2 separate regions of the Homo sapiens genome follow, and region 1 is linked to region 2. A link is a loop called in an ENCODE intact Hi-C map of the cell type or tissue named here. Cell type or tissue: PC-3. All regions are shown on one strand. Each heading gives the region's core, and the rest is flanking DNA. Links, peaks and the distances in the headings are about the cores only.

Region 1 (8,351 bases), core at 316-8,315, 330 kb before region 2:
GAATAAGGGACTTGTTCTGCTGTGTATTAAATATATCATAAATCTTCAGAAATACAAGTTTAAAATATTGGCAGAAAAATAACAAATAGGTGAGAAAAACAAGATAGAGAACTCAGAAACAGATAAATGCATGCATGCGTATGGAATATATGATGATATTTGCATATAAATCTAGTGAGAAATGCATATAATAAGGTGTTGAAAAATTTGTTTATACATTAAATGTATCAAAATATTATGTACCCCATGAACATGTACAACTATTAGTTGTAAAAAAGTCTGAAAAAAATTGCTCTCTATTTAAAAGAATATAAAACTAGATCCCTACTTCTCTATTTTTTTAAATCCAAATGGAGTAAGCCTATAAATATTAAAATGGAAACCATAAAGCATTGAAGAAAATGAAAGTAATAGTTTCATAACCTCCGTGTGGGGGAAGAACTAAGAAATCTAGAAATTTAGCAGCTATTGAAGACAGTAAAATAATTAATTACATAACATTTTAAAAAATTTCTACTGACAAAATAAAAGTCAGAGATGTAGTATAGAGAAGTTTAAGCAAATATTTTTGTTTTAGAAATGAAAACAAATGGCAGAAAATAGCAACTCTAATGAAATATCTCAAAATAATGGCTAATGCAAACTTAGAAGTTTTTTCCTATTAATACATGCATAAGTAAGTTTATTGATCTAATTAATTAATGGGAATTTTAAGCCACAAACAATCATTTTTGGTATTTAGTGGGAACATTTTAGGGTGTGAGAATTTGTCATTTCTACTGATTAGAATGTATAGTTATCTGCAGTTTTATAGATCTAGTCAACTTAGCTTTTAGGGTAGTTTTAAAAATTATGTAATGTACAGCATATCCCAAACTGGGTACCAACTGGATCTGTCATAAAAGAGACCATTTACCAGCAAATAATTATCTGCAATGTTGAGGAAAAGTGTAAGAAAATGAGGATAGATGTCTCATATTAGAATAATGAAAGTTTTCAACTAGAAATTACCACTTGATTTTGGGGGGCAGCATAAGAACAAAGTAAGAAAGTAGACAGTGCCACCATCAGTTCATGCTGTGCTCTGAAAAGGAATACCCAAATTTCTAACACCTTCTTTTTCACATGTCAGCTGTTTAAGAATGAGGATTGAAGTCTTTTACTTACAATGATTTTGCTGTTGTAAATTAATGACCAAAGTGATCTATTATTCAGTTGCTCAACTGCTGCTTTATTTCTGTTGATCTTTGTTTTTCTGCTTAATTTCTATAAATTACTGTACAGTTTCCCATAAGGTATAATTAAGCAGAATTGCTTAAGTTTTAATTATTGTGTATTATAGATGTTGAAAGCAACATTAGCACTTGGCTTTTAAAAATGTGATCGTATATTTATAAGAGAGCATTTATAAACACATTTACATATAGTTAAGATGAAAAAGGTATTTGAATTGCAGTCATTAGCATTTCTTCAAACATATGGCAGAGCAGCGGAGGCCATGGGCCATGCCTTCATTAACTGAACACTGTTTCATCAGTGTTTCAGCTTCCTGCTGTGCCACCCTGTGGCGTCCCCTTCTGTCCCTGAGGTTTCAGTAACAAGGGACAATATGTCCCCAAGGTGAAAATCTGGAAAATATAGCAGATTAGCCCTTAGAGGAGTTCTTATGATTATTTAATCATACTTAGAGAAGAAACACACAGCACTGTTAAACCAGTTTTAATGTTTTCTTGTCAGTTTCCATTTCTCAGTTGCTGTAGCCGGGTTTGTCTGCAATGCACAGTGAACATAAGCGAGGTGAAATGGGACACCTTTATGCTGCCATCGTAAGGCCGATTTGTTACACATTTGCTGGCATAATGGTCGAGGCCGACATAGGTACTTACAAATATCTTAGGTTAATTATAATTTGTTGATTATAATGTTATCAGATAATAGATCAGCAGGAAACTTTCTTTAATGATGTCACATATGATAATTTTACCGTATTCCCTTTTAAAAAATAAACAAGAAAAATGAGTAAGAACATTGTCTTATAAGTAGCATGGCCATGTTTTAATTGTATCCTTCTCTGGTACATGAAGATTATTAAATCTTGGCGACAAAGGCATATGTCTCAAGATGTTAGTCACCTTTATGTTAGTTACATCTGCTAAATACCTCACATTAATATAGAAATAGTACCTATAGTATCGCTGTAATTATATATATGTAAACATTTTTATTAGCTTTTTAGTCTGAGATTAAAATTGTTAATAATAAACTCCTGTGATACCTGAAAAAGATGTATTTAAACATGAACATTTTTGGTCAAATTTTATATAATTAAGTAATTGTCATTAGTTTCTAATAATTGAGATGTGAAATCTTAGAAAAATCTTCAAAGCAGATAAACTAACCAAATATATGATATCTACTTCTCTTTGCTGAATGACTATGGATATTACACTTGGGAGATTCTTGGAAAAATTAAAATAATATCAATAAATGGAATAATTCAGAGGTATTCCAATGGTTGGAGCCATTAAAACAAGAAAAAGAGAAAACGTGTTGATTATTTGACTATGTAGGTTTTTTTAAAACAAGAATTACTACTATATCTAATATTAAATTCAGGAAACTTTTTAGTTCATTTTAATTAATAGTCCCATCAATTGTATATACAGTATATGCAGAACCTCAATGAAATAATAATGTCTTATAGGAAATTATCACATTCTTAAAGGAATTATTAAGTGCTGTTGTTTTGACCTTTTCCTTTTTCTTATACACACTAGCAAATTCGCAATTTTTTTTTTTCTGAATTGTCCTTCAATTTGTAAAATCACTTCCTTACTGTTATGGTCATTGCTCGTATTTAATTTATTTTTTAAGGTAACCACGTTAAGCATTCTGTGTAAGAAACAAAAGAGACAAAAGATATAATCATTTTCTTCAATGAGGTATGTTTTTGTATAAACGAAATATGTATTTGTTGATAGAAGTCAGGCTCTAAAATTACTACTCTGCCTTTCCTTCCACAGATGACTTTTGTGCTTTCTTGTCTCTAGCATAAGAGTTAGAACACAGACTCTAGAGCCAAACCATCTCAGCTTGTAACCCAACTCCACCACAAAGCAGCTCAAAGACCTTGAGAAAGTTTTTTTAAGTTCTTTGTGCCTCAGTTTTCTCACAGAAACAACATAAGCTCCTACCTCAGTGGTTTGTTCAGATGATTAAATAAGTTAACTTATGTAAAGTGCCCAGAAGAGTTCTTGAAAATAGTAAACATTTCATTATTAAAGACCCTTCTCCCATTAAAAAAATTTAAAAATTTCATATCCTTTCCTCCTCTAGTGTCCCCACTATGCATCCTAGTTTTGACCCCATATTCTTCCTCCTTTTCAAAAGCAAAAGTTTTTTTTTTTAATTTTATTATTATTATACTTTAAGTTTTAGGGCACATGTAAAAAAGAAGATTAGTACAATTACATTAACATTTTCATAACATGAAAAATAAAATTATCTTGAAAAAGAAAAATAAAAAGTTTTGACACATGCCACTTAGTGGCTACAGGCAGCATAAAGGAAAGGGAATGTAGAGAGAAAAGTATAGTAATGGACCATTTTCAGCAATAACAAAATCTGTAATATAGGACCAAGTAATAAGGGTGACTTTAGACTCATCAGATGAGAACTTCATAAAAGTCAACTTTTTTTCACAGCACACTCCCAGTCTTTTCATTGCTATAAACTGATCATTGTTGGTATAATTGAGGGTACAGTTACTAGTACTAAGAGACTGCTCTGTCTGCATATACTAGACAAATATAGGGACAACGAAAATGTAAACAACCTTATGATATTGTAAACTACCAGAATTCAAAAAATAAGATCAAGGGCATTGTTAATATTTACCAGAATATGTTTCAATAAAACATTAATTAAATGGGATATATATCTTTGTATGATGGATTAGTAAAATATGGTGTCAAATCATATAAATATATTTGCTTTGGGGAATTCCCTTTTGGACCCTTTTATTTTTTATCATCTCATAGCATATCACAAGTCCCCAGAAATATGCCATGCTAATATTGCCAACTGAGTTTTTCCAAGCAAAGATGACATCAGCCATCTGTCACACAGTACTAATGCTGAGAAGCAAAGCCAACTATAGAGAAAATAAATACCTTTCATATTGATTAGCCAAATATTTATGTTGAGAATGAAATGATTAAAATCTCACTATTCAAGCTAATTACTGTAAGTGAATATTTGCCTCCAAGTGAATGACATACCAGCAGTGTATTTTCTTTATTGCTTTCCTAAAACCAAATTTCATTGTGAACCTGTGTGCTGCATGAGGGGCTTGTGCTAGACTTTGCAAGGTGTTGCAATACACTGCCATAGCGATCTTTCAGCCTGCAGGTGTATCTCCTGCTGCCTTGGTAGATTTGATATACACTGTGCTGCACTGGTTTCCAGATGGCTGCACTCTTGTTCTATTTTAAGTTACTCTGTCTCTTAAAGTCTGTTACACTGGAGCCGGTCATTGCAGGGTCAAACAATCGGTGTTTGCTAACTTTGACTTGATGCTGAAACATCTATTTTTTCTGGAAGTGTTTAAAGATTGGCTAAATAGCTACCTGGCTTGATCACAGTAGATGATTACATTGTTTCCTAAATCAGGTAGCCCTATTCGGAGACATGAGAAGTTTTTCCAAATTCAGTCACGGCTATTGTGGTTACACTGAGTCATTCCATGTCAGTAGGAGAGATGTTGGCTGAACTTGCTATGTCAGCTGTTTTAGAATACAGATCTATATATAATCAGAGGACTGAATTTTTTCTACATTATAGCTAGGTCTATAGAACAACGAGCTATTTTATAATAGTGTTGTATATTTTCTTTCTGGGAAAGAAGTGAAATTTAGAGGTTTATAATTTGATTAAGCAGTAAAAGGTGCTTTGAGCCCTCTTCCAGGTGACTTAAAGGTCATAGTATAGAATGCTTCTGTAAACTCAGGCATTTCCATTTAGTTTGGCTTGGTGCAGCATACTTTTCTAAAATAAATGAAACATGATGATACAAAAATATTTTGGGCAAGTCTGCAGCTTTATATAGTAACCAAAGTCAAAGGGTTATGTAAGCAATCTAAAAGATCAATTACACTTAAATCACTCTAGATGGCTATTCTGTGGGGTTTCCAAGGGAGCCCAAAATACAATTGAAATGAATAAACACATTTTATCTGTTGTTTCTTTCTAAATATCAAATTATCCAGACGTATAAAAAAGTGTGAGCAAATGGATTACCCTTTTAGACATTTGACCTGGTCATTGAAAATTTCAGAGAAAACTTAAGGCCAGGCGCGATGGCTCATGCCTGTAATCCCAGCACTTTAGGAGGCCGAGGCGGGCGGATCACCTGAGGTTGGGAGTTCGAGACCACCCTGACCAACATGGAGAAACCCCGTCTCTACTAAAAATACAAAATTAGCCGGGCGTGGTGGCGCATGCCTGTAATCCCAGATACTCAGGAGGCTGAGGCAGGAGAATCGCTTGAACCCGGGAGGCAGAGGTTGCCATGAGCCAAGATCGTGCCACTGCACTCCAGCCTGAACGACAAGAGCAAAACTCTGTCTCAAAAAAAGATTTTTTAAGACCTATGTAGATATATTTGAAAAATCAGTTTAACAAAATATCATACCACTTTGCCTAGCAGGATACTAATTCTTTTCGTAGCTATGACATTAATCTATCCTAGAACACATCTTCAAACTATGCAATTTTCAGTTATATTATTCTACAATGTTTGTTACAACAAAATAATACATATTTCTGAACCAATTGAGAAAGAAAGTGATATCACAATGGGGGACCATTATTATCATTACAGAATGTGGCTTTTCTATATTGAGCCATCGCACTAGGCAAATCCACCTATGTAGTCATGTGAGTATGACCATAGCAGATTTCCCCACATCCTGCTCTGTTATTCAGAGAAGAGAATCGGCCCTTGCTGTGCAATAGGTAAAGGGGCTGCTGCTGTGAGTCAACAAACTTCAAAGATGGAAAGTGGAAGTGGTCTGGCAAGCCAACCAATTTATTCTCCAGAAAACTTTTATTACATCCCCTAATGTGGAATGAGTAAATAGGAGGCAAAAGAGGGTCCCACAATTTGAGCACTTTTACATAGAAGCAAGGAGCAAAACTGGCCAATAAGCATTTGCTCCTGACATAAAGCTTTTTTTAAAAAAAATAATTTATTCTTCCTTTAATTAACTAGTATAAAATTTGATGTGTTTATTTTCTTCTCCTTCTCCAGGCAAATATAAATTTATATTGTAGCAGCTATCTTTTGCTGCATAATAAACTACACCAAAACTTTGCTGCTTAAATAAATAACCATTTCTATGTTCATAATTCTATGGATTAGCAATTTGGGTAGGAATTGTCTGGGTTAACTCCTCTGTGTATCACGTGATGCTGGATGGCCTCAGTCATGCATTTTTTGATTAGTTGTAACAGCACCTTGAGCCTGATTGTCCTGGATAGCCTCCTGCACATGCCTGGTAAAGCTCTGGGGGCTGTTGGTCAGGTGACCTTGGTTCTCCACCACCTGATTTCTCATAGGCCAAAAGTTGTAATAGGCATCTTTCCATGATGATGGAAGCACTCTAAGAAGGTGAAAACAGAAGCTGCAAAGTCTGTAGGGCCCAATCTTAGAAGTCACATTCTATTATTATGAATTTTATTAGTTATAGGAAGTCACAAAAATCAAGGAATTCGGTGAGAGCCATTATAAAAATTTACTATTCAAATAAATATAAGTAATATAAATGTAAATACACACACACACAGAGAAAGATTGGTATACCACTTAAGATTTGAGATTGCAGACTCTGAAGACACCCTGACAAAGCTTGTGTTTTAGCTCTGATGGTTACTTGATGTATCATATCTTAGACAAGTTATTTAACTTCTCTGTTTTTCAGTATTATTATCAGTAAAGCGATAATAAGAATAGCTATACTGTAGGTTTGTTTTAAGCATAAATAATTAAGGCATGTAAGATTGAGATCAGTACCTAGCATATTGAAATTCATAATAATATCTTTTTTGGATACTTTCAGATATATAAAAAAGGGAATCTTACTGAAGACATTTCTCTAAAACTTGCATTTTTGTCTTAGCAAAATGTAAAGATCAACCCTTACAGTGAAAATATGTTAATCTAACTGTTTTAATGGGCACCTGGTGATCCAGACAAGAAATCTAAACATGGAAGGAGGTACCCAACAATTTTTCTTACTCCCTTTATTTTGAATCCAGGTTTGTGGCTTGCTTCTCTATGTAGAATGTGGTTAATTTCACTTTAAGTCAGAGATGAATTTTCATTTTATAGCCCAGAATTAACATTTTCTAAAGGTACTGCTTCTGAAAGAAAGAAAATGATGAGCTTTGGAAGCCATCAGTCTCTCTTATAAAAGGACAGCCAATAATGAGAGAAGGGAATCAGGTAGATAATATAAGAGCTATAGATGAACCAAAGTAAGCTATGCTAATAAAAAGCATAAGCCCCTGGTAAAGGAACTCATAAGTCTACCCTGAGCATTCTTCTACCCAGGTACCAGGAGCCTCACCATTAACAGATAATCTGGACCAATTCAACTTTCAAATATAAAAAGCAAGTTTCAAATATAAAACTGTAGCATCCATGTAACAATTATTAAAGGAAGAGACAATAATAATAAAATAAATTGGCAGTTGCAATCATATCATGAAGGAAAAGGGAGCAAAAAAAATTCAACATGAGTTAAAATAAATTGATAAGAATTAAAAATGTGAAAGAAATTTATTAAATAAAAATATAAATGAAAAGCAAAGACCAGATAGACAAGTAAGCAGAAAATGAGAAACAAGAAACTATAAAACTCTTGAAAGAAACGACTGCATAATACATTGTAGAATATAGAATTTTCTGAGCAAAGGTTAAGTAAGTTATAGTAAGGAACATAGAAAAGCAAATTGAAACAAGCCAAAATAAAAAGAGAAGTATAAAGAGAAAATATAAATAAAATGACCCACTAAATATAACATTTACTTTTTTCCTGAGTTAGAATATTTGTTTTCATAAATAAGAAAATTAAAACAGTAAAACAGAAGTAACAGTTAACATTAAAAACAAAAACGGACCCAAAAAACCTGAAAAAGCAAACAAACTAAAAAAGTCACTAAAAAAGTCACTAAACTCTCTGCTGATTGAACTGATCAATTCTGCATAGATGTATGGTATAAGTTATACTTGAAAAATTGACCTGGTCAACTTGAGAAATAGTTCAGTAAAATTAGAGTTTGAAGAAAAA
Region 2 (8,351 bases), core at 51-8,050:
TTTATAAAGGTAGGTAAGATTTTCACTATGGAACTTGTGAAGTTTTAGGGCAGGACATCCAAATAGAGATGTCTTTTAGATAGATAGACAGGGCTCCTCCTGAGGAGAGAATGCTGGTATAGAAATAAATATTTGATATGTATATATTCTGATTGAGGCATTCAAAGTGGATCAAGTTGCCTAAGGGATATAGTCAGATAAGCAGAGACAAAAAGGGAATGCACTGAAAACATAGCTATGTATTTAAAACCACTGAAGTCATGGGAAGAGATAGGAAGTACATGAGGGTATGTAGATGAGATAGGAAGACATTAAGGAGAGTGTGTTGTCATAAAAGTTCTAGTGGAATTTGTTAGTTTTTATTCCCAGCAGTCATTTCTTCTTCTTATGGTGTTACTACATGAACTTTGATATGAGTAAACTCTTCATTCCATTCTCAATCATGCTTTTTAGACTTCACCCCTAGGGTCTAGGAGTTGAATACACGAAATAGGCAAAACCTATTGAAGTTGAATACATGAAATATAAAGTTGAATATATGAAGTTGTTGAATACATGAAACGTGAAGTTGAATACATGAATACCTATTGGATTTGAATACATGAAATAGGCAAAACCAGTCAGCTCATTCTCTCCTGTCTACAAGACATGTCTACAAAACATGTCTACAAGCTCATTCCCTCCTGGCTCAAGAGTGGGCACAGGACTCAAATCAAGTCAATCGGTGTCAACACAGTTCAATTACAGAATTCTGAGTTACTGGGGAAACAGATTCTTCTGAACTGGTGTTGCAGTTCTGTGAGCCTGAAGTATATAACTTTCCTCCATCGAGTCTGAGAAGAAAGTCAAGACAAAACGTAACCAAGGGGGATAGATCTTACTGACATCACTTGAACCCTTTATCAGCAGGAGGTTACAATTTGAAGATGCTGAAGATGTTCATTCTCCCAAGTTCCTACCAAGAGTCACTATCCCAAATAGCTTCATGTTTCCTTACTTTTCTAACTCAAATCTACCTAGAAAACTGCTGCCATATTGATTTTCTTATTTTCATTATTTTAAACACTTTCTTCTGGCTATAAGATAAATATAAAATTAGGGGGAAATTGAATATTGAAGAAATAACAATAAAAAGCATAAAAATTAATTAGTACAAACTCCACTACTCAAGAATGCTGTTAAAAGTCCAATATAAAAATAGTATTTTAAATTGTATACAATAGTATGATGTAACTAATTTTTTAAAAAAACAGATACACACTTCTGCCAAAAACAGAAAAAGACCATAAGGAAATGTGTTAAAATGTCAGTTTAGGCTGTTTTGAATGATAAGAATGTAGATGAATTTTCTTTTTGCTATAAGAGTTAATATGTCTTCTCTGCATATTACATTAAGAATGAATTTCAGGGTTTTCTTCCTTCTCAATATGCAGTGGTTCAGTTCAGCTCTTTCTCTCAGAAACTGGGGAGATCCAAAAATGAGTGTCAGCGTCTATAATTCTCCCTCTGTCTCTAAAAAGGCATAAATTTTATGGTTGAAGTTACAAGTACTTCAAGACAAAGTTGGTGTTATAAAAATAAAAAAGTACATAGATATGTATTTACATATGAGATATACATATATATCAATCATACAACAGAACAGTCTCATGCCATTATTAGGTAGGTGTGTGGGATTTAGAAATCTCCAGCCACAAGAGGTAGGTTATGACAACAGACCATGCGTTTCAAAATGTTGTTTTAAACAAGTGAGTGTGTATAAATGTATTGAGGGTTGGATGGTGACATACGGAATTATCTATGTGATTTGAAAAATGAATACTCGGTCAGAGGTTGCAGCTCTAGAAATTGTGAGACTAACACCAAGCAGCTTAGGCAAGTAATTTTTGTCTATTTTTGTAAAGTAAGGCGGTTTTTTTTTCCTGTTCCTAAAATTAGGAGGAAATAATATTTTGCAGAGCTTAAAATTAGTTCTCTGTTCGAAGCTTTCAATATTTTTCAATGAGAGGAAATTTTTAAATAAATTACATTCTGTAAAATTAAAAATAAACTTCATAGAAAAGTACACTGAAACAAGCCCCAACATCGTTTTTAAATAAGAAGTTGAACTGTTAATGCAATGACATCTTAATTTACACACAATTCTCCATTTAGCTGTTTGAAACCTAATAATAACATTTGAGCAATAAATTATGTATCAAATATTTCCTCTTCTGATAGCCCACCAAAATATAGATTCAATGTGTACTACTGCTGAAAGTCCAAGTGAGATTTAAGATGACTCCCAGATATTTTAATTCCATGATATAAATTATTGGCTTCAGCATATATTCTAACATTACACTTCTCTTTACAAGAGTTCTTGCAACAGTTCATGACTTCTAACCAGGGCTGATATTAAATTCATGCTCTGGAGAAACATAATTTTAACCTGTCAAATGCTTCAGATTCTTTCCAAGATAGAACAAGGATTAATTTCATGTAAAGCAATAAAATTTACTGCATAAACCAAAACTTTGTAGAAATTCTTTGAGATTCACTGACTGACTCTTGAATCAGGATGCCCTTAGCATGAAGGGTGTATGCTACCCTTCTTTTCAGTCTACTTCAGTCCCTCCCACAATCCAGAGACCAGCTTTCCACCAGGTGTCTCAGGATGTTCTCCCCTTTATATATGGGCTTGTCTCAAAAACCAAAGGAAAGTGAGAGTTTTGTTTTGCCTTTTAATGAACACATGATTAAACTATTAGTTATTATTCAGTATGTATATTGTGATTTCAAGACTCCCCCAGTAAATAATTCACAATATTTCTTATGCTGCTGTGGAGTAGCTCATTTACAAAAGAGGTGCCTGTAGTGCTTTAGACAGCATTGACTGAAGTACAGCCTTGTGCAATTTTAGGGGGTCCTAGGAAGGGGCTAAGATTACTTTTTTTCAGGCTCTCCTTTCTCTTTAAAGCCTCTGGGTATATTGATCATGTTCAGGCCTCAAATATCAGTGGGGTGTGGAAGGAGGTGAGAGGAAGGTTATTCTACCTTGTAACATAGTTATCCCAAACCTCATTCTGGAATTTGACTCCTGTTTGAACTTAGGGAGCAATTAAAATACAGTCATGCCAACTCAGCCCCAGCCAAATGCTTTACACTTTTCTACTACAGGAATGCTCATCTCTTAAGCCAAGATTCCAATCCTTGTTTGTCCCTAGGCTGGAAAGCCACATCACTGACACAGCTGTTGAGATGAAGCCGAGATAGTGGAGTGGAGTCTTGACCTTTTACTCACCCTCTAGCACAGCCCATAAAGGGCCTGCATGAAACTTTGGAACTTTCTGAAGCACTGGGTGAAAACCACTAATCTAAAATGTTCTTCCAAAGTCCTTCCGGGTCCTAAATATTTGCATTCTATATAACACCATACTACTGGTTTTTATGAGCAACGTGTTCTTCCTTATTTAGTTTGGCCCCTCACATTCAAATATATGGGAGCTGCATTAGGAACCACATTTCCAATATATTCACTCTGGTTTGGGGACACAATTGTACAGCAGATTGTGGCACCAGATCTCTGATACATCAAAATGTCAAAAATTTGGTTACCTCTTATGGGATAAAGTAGAAGATTATGGTAACAGGTAAATATAAGTAACTCTCAGAAAGCAAAGTTTGAAGGTGTTTTATCTATTGAATATGCTAGCAAATTTTCACTTTCTTTTAAATGAAGATTAGGAAGGCCCCCACCAATATGCTACAGTGCCCTGATGCCTACGTCTACTGCTGAGTAAATACTCAGCTTTGCTCATGTAACTGGACCAGCATATTTGTCTGGAGCTGATGCTGCCCTCTGGCTGCCAATGTGAATTAAATCCTTACAGAAATAACTAAGCTTCATCACAAACAAGCAAGTTCAGTTTTGGAACTGAATCTTTGATAAGGTTCTCTGAGAAGCCCTCATTCTGGATCATGAAGTCAATACTCACTTCATACTCTCTTAACAGTATAGCACTTCTAAAGGGCAACATCTCAGCTCCCTCTGTTTCTAGCACTCAATATTGCCAATGAAAGGAAATTTTTTAAAAAACCATGTTCTGTAAGAATAAAAATAAACAAACTTCATAGAAAATCACAATGAGACAAATTCTTTTACCAGTGTCTCTGGCTTTCACATGTTTTTGCATAATGAAAGGGCTAATATAACATAACAAATCCTAAACTGTTTTCACAAGGAGTGGAAAAAAGATGTGTAAAAGTATGCTCTGTCTTGCTTCCTTCTGTTCACAATGTATCTAAATAAAACAAATGGTGTTCTTGCTCTTTCTGTCTGTTTCCCAATCTGTTTGGATAGTAGCCACCATCCCGCAGCCAACGATAATATCTGACACTTCCTGACATCATGAAAGCCACCATCTGTCTATCACCAAAACCCTGTACTTTTTAAAGACTACTTGGCTTGATCCTTAATGAAGCTTCAAGTTGAATGCACAGATCGCTTTAGAAGGAATACAAGGAATAATTGACACAAGGTATCTGTATAAAATCACGTTCTCATTAGATTCCATTTGAAAACATAAAATGAAATATTAAGGCCCCTTTCAGGCAGAAAAAGCATGGTTTACTTTCAATTGTGTTTCATTTCCGATTTGCCTGTGAAAGTTTAGACAGTGTTGAACACCAGGAATAAACCTAAACTAAAGCCTAAGCTTTAAATTCAATATTTTCCAGTCTTGTAAAATTAAACAGTTAGACATGACTTTGCAGTTTGTATACTTGAGCTATGAAAAAAGAAGAAAATCCATCAATTATTTTTCCAAGGCTTGAGAAAATCATGCCATTTAAAACTGAATCAACTTCTTTAACACCTGAACGATTATCCAGGAAACAAAAGAAGGTTCTGTATGTCTTCACTTGTAAATGTCACAGGTGAACACAAACAACCCTGTGCTGGCAATGTCAAGTCACTCTTTGTTTTATTAAACTGTTGTACCTCTATGTGTGCAACAAGGGAATTAGTTAACAGGGGAGACTGCGGAAAAATATAATAATTCCTAGGTGATATTAAGTTCTCTCAGAAAAAGTAAAGCTTTCCAGGGAGAAGACGGATTAACAAGTTTCATACACAACTTTCTTGACTGCACTCCAGTGTTGTGATTTGTGACATTGATTTCACACTAATGTCTTTCTTTTCTCTCCTTACTCCAATGTTGTCCTGTGGTTCCTTTTAACAACCTCATAAATCCAAATTTTGTGAAGTCATAGATATTTATCTGATAGTCAAAAACGTGTATGTATGTAGAATACACACTATATTCACTTATATATGTATATGTGTGTATGTGTGCATGTATGTATACAGGAAAGAGAATGAGAGCGCTATAGAGGCAGACACAGAGAAACGACGTGTGTGTGTGTCTGTGTGTCTGTGTGTGAATGTTTAGATCAGCCATAAGTTTATATCTTAAACTGGGGGAAAGATACGTATACAGTTCTGTTACAAAGTCCTTATGAGAGTTGAAGTTGCATTTCTCCAGAAAAAAATAGCTTGGTAAAATAAGATTTATCATGTGCTTATGCTATGCTAGGTACATGGTCATGCGCTTCATAATTGTCATTTCATTTGATTATATTTGTTGGGCACTATTACTATCCCACTGTTTTGAAGAGGTAATTAAGGCTTATAGATGGTAACTTAACTTGCTGAAGATCCCACAGCTAGTAAGTAATAGATACTGGATTCAAATCAAAATGGTGTGATTCAATGCCTGTGCTCTCTCCCACCACGACTGTACAGTATCCCTTGCTTAGACTGTGTACCCTCATACAGTCTCTAGCTATGAGATTATAAAACTTGGCACAGTAGGGAAAAGGGGGAAAGTGGACATCAAAATATTTTCATCCACATGAGTGACAGCCTTCCAAATCATCATCATGAAAGTCTAAGCACTTATTTTTCCAATTTAGTTGATATTTTGGAAGGGCAAGTGACTCTAAGCCATTTTATCAGCTTTAAAAGAAAAGATCATGTTGCATTTTGCCCCCATATTGGATTTATAGAACAAGCCCCACCTTAGCTGAAAAGCAGCCTCATTGCTATTCTTTGTCTGTCCACTCTACATCACTACGTTTTCAGATGGACAGTGAAGAATGAATTATCCACTTGAAATAACAGTGAGGGAGGCAGAATGGTTCACTTGAGTAGATAGTCTATCATAACACTAGACTCTTACTCCACTCAACGCACCGTGATCCTTAAAACCAACAGATGCCTGGGGAGCTGTATTCGACATGTTATCCAAGGTTCTTCCTAAGAACCTTGTCATGGAAATAGCTGTCATTTTTTTCTCCCAAACTAATTCAGAGTAAAGGGTATATCTTCATATCACTGAGTCTTCTACTTTCTGCTTGTCACCTAACCTATTGAAAAAAGAAACATAAAAATATACACCCTTGAGCTGAAACATTAGCAAAACCTGCAGCTAGTCCTTTTACTGTGTGTGTGTCTTGAATTGTACTGGGACTCTCCATAGACATTTGATTTTATTCATTAGTTTAATAACATTTAATTGCTCCTCATTTGTTACATGCAAACACATTCATTTCATGTTACACTTCCCTCTACTAGAGAATTCAGGCTCATGTTTCGCAACCTGGAGATGGGGCATTGTAGTTTTTAGAATAGAAATAACACATCAGAAAAAAATGAGAGCAGGTTGTTTAAATAAAAAGTGAATAAATTATTCAGACCAGCTGTTTGGATTTGGAAAGAACTTTTCTGTGTTGATTAAAACCTCTTAATTTGTTTTGTGCTGCTGTGAAAGAGCAGGGTGTAAATAAGTTGGGACCAGAATGCCCTTCTCTGTCAGAAGTACTTGGTCCAGCCCAAAAAAATATGGCCACCTCAGAATGTCTTAATCTTTAGAATAATGTAGGAAAGTGGGGGTTTTTTTACTTTAAAAAGATTCATAATGTTAATGAAAAATATAGTTGACATTTTTAAACAATAAAAAAATTTCCAGAGATTACAACATACATATCCTACAGTTAAAAAGAAAGAAAAGAAATGAAATGAAGCTAAACTAATAATTAAATAACACCATAAGGAAATAAATAAAAAGTGACTGCTAATATTTGCCCATCATCATCCTTTATATCCTCACCCTTCAAATCTTAATGCTTCTTTCTACATAGATTTATTATGTTTAGGTTTTTATTAATTCTAGTCTACAAAATGTCTTCAAATAAATGTATTAAATACTAGTCCCTAAGTATTTATTATAAGAAGTATCTTAAGAGATTCTCATTTATATATCTAATATCATAAACTTGACCTTTCTAGCATTCTTTTAAAAAATAACACATAACGGAAGACATTTAAATAAAGTTTTTGTGAGTATAAACTGAAAGCAATAACCTTTCTTTATACTAAATTACTATAGAGTTATCATTCATAGAGCATGACTTTAATTTACTTGTTTAAAATTTTTTTAAAACATAAAAAGCAGAATGATTTTTTAGCCTATTGATGAAAATGGTTTTAAACTTTATACCATAGTAATTATTGTCAATTTTTGCTTCTATAACATTTTTCAATGGTATGCTCACAAGATAAAACACAAAAATTGGTTTCCACAGAGATCTCCTGGAAAAAGCCTTATACCTAATATTCTTGTTTGGAGGAAGAAACTGGGAAAAACATCTGTCATCTCCTCACCAGGTTGTTTTTTGTTTTTTGTTTTTCTACTGAGCTGTTGTACAGAAGCCATTTATTGAGTATGCAGGCTATTTTAACAGTGCCTTGCAGTATAAGCGTGGGCTAGAGAAAAGAAGAAAGAGAGAAAAAGCATTCATAATTCATAAATATTATTCAACATAAACAGCCTCAAAGATATTTATAGAAATACCTAGGGTATAGGGAGCTGTGTTGTGGGCTGTATAACTTTCATTAGTTATGCAAATTTACCCAGGCAAGTTAAATGAAAAAAAAAAAGAGTGCATTAAGAATGTTAATCACATTTGAAAATATGACCTAGCTTTAATATAGTACAGTACTCTTCTGGACATCTATACTTAGACTTCTTAATCACAGGTAGCAAGTAGAAAAGTAAGTACTTTATAGAAAAATACAAGTGCTAGTTTCACTGCTTTCACGGAACCCAGATAAATGTGACAACGTTAAAGGTAAAAAAATAAAAAATGTACACTGTTGTACAATATATACATGTTTATTGCTGGGCATTTAAGAAAATATAGACGACCAAAAGGATAACAGAAAAAGGCTCATAAAACATAAAATATAGGTTTTAGTGTATATTCTTCTAGTGTTTTTCTTTTCTGTAAATTCTCTGAAAAAAGATATA

The links. Hi-C counts contacts between places; a loop is a spot of excess contacts. Peaks named below come from ENCODE experiments on the same cell type or tissue, not always from the same donor. Only the 100,000 strongest peaks of a DNase experiment are listed, where the experiment ranks them.
Region 1: it touches region 2 in a loop (16-fold over the local background); 1 of 110 quality-filtered maps calls a loop at or near these places.

The regions. Positions count from the first base shown.
Region 1 is chr7:13,410,275-13,418,625 of GRCh38, forward strand. The region is part of intron 2 of LOC107986770 (a long non-coding RNA gene); the gene reads left to right. Among named protein-coding and RNA genes, the nearest start is that of ETV1, 580 kb to the right of the region's middle. RefSeq lists an enhancer at 1,021-1,820. In PC-3, for the core only: a CTCF peak has its summit at 1,053; a DNase peak (open chromatin) is centred at 4,667; H3K4me3 peaks cover 533 bases; H3K27ac peaks cover 318 bases.
Region 2 is chr7:13,739,092-13,747,442 of GRCh38, forward strand. The region is part of intron 3 of LOC105375161 (a long non-coding RNA gene); the gene reads left to right. Among named protein-coding and RNA genes, the nearest start is that of ETV1, 250 kb to the right of the region's middle. In PC-3, for the core only: CTCF peaks have their summits at 3,846 and 4,047; DNase peaks (open chromatin) are centred at 3,190 and 3,820; H3K27ac peaks cover 2,112 bases.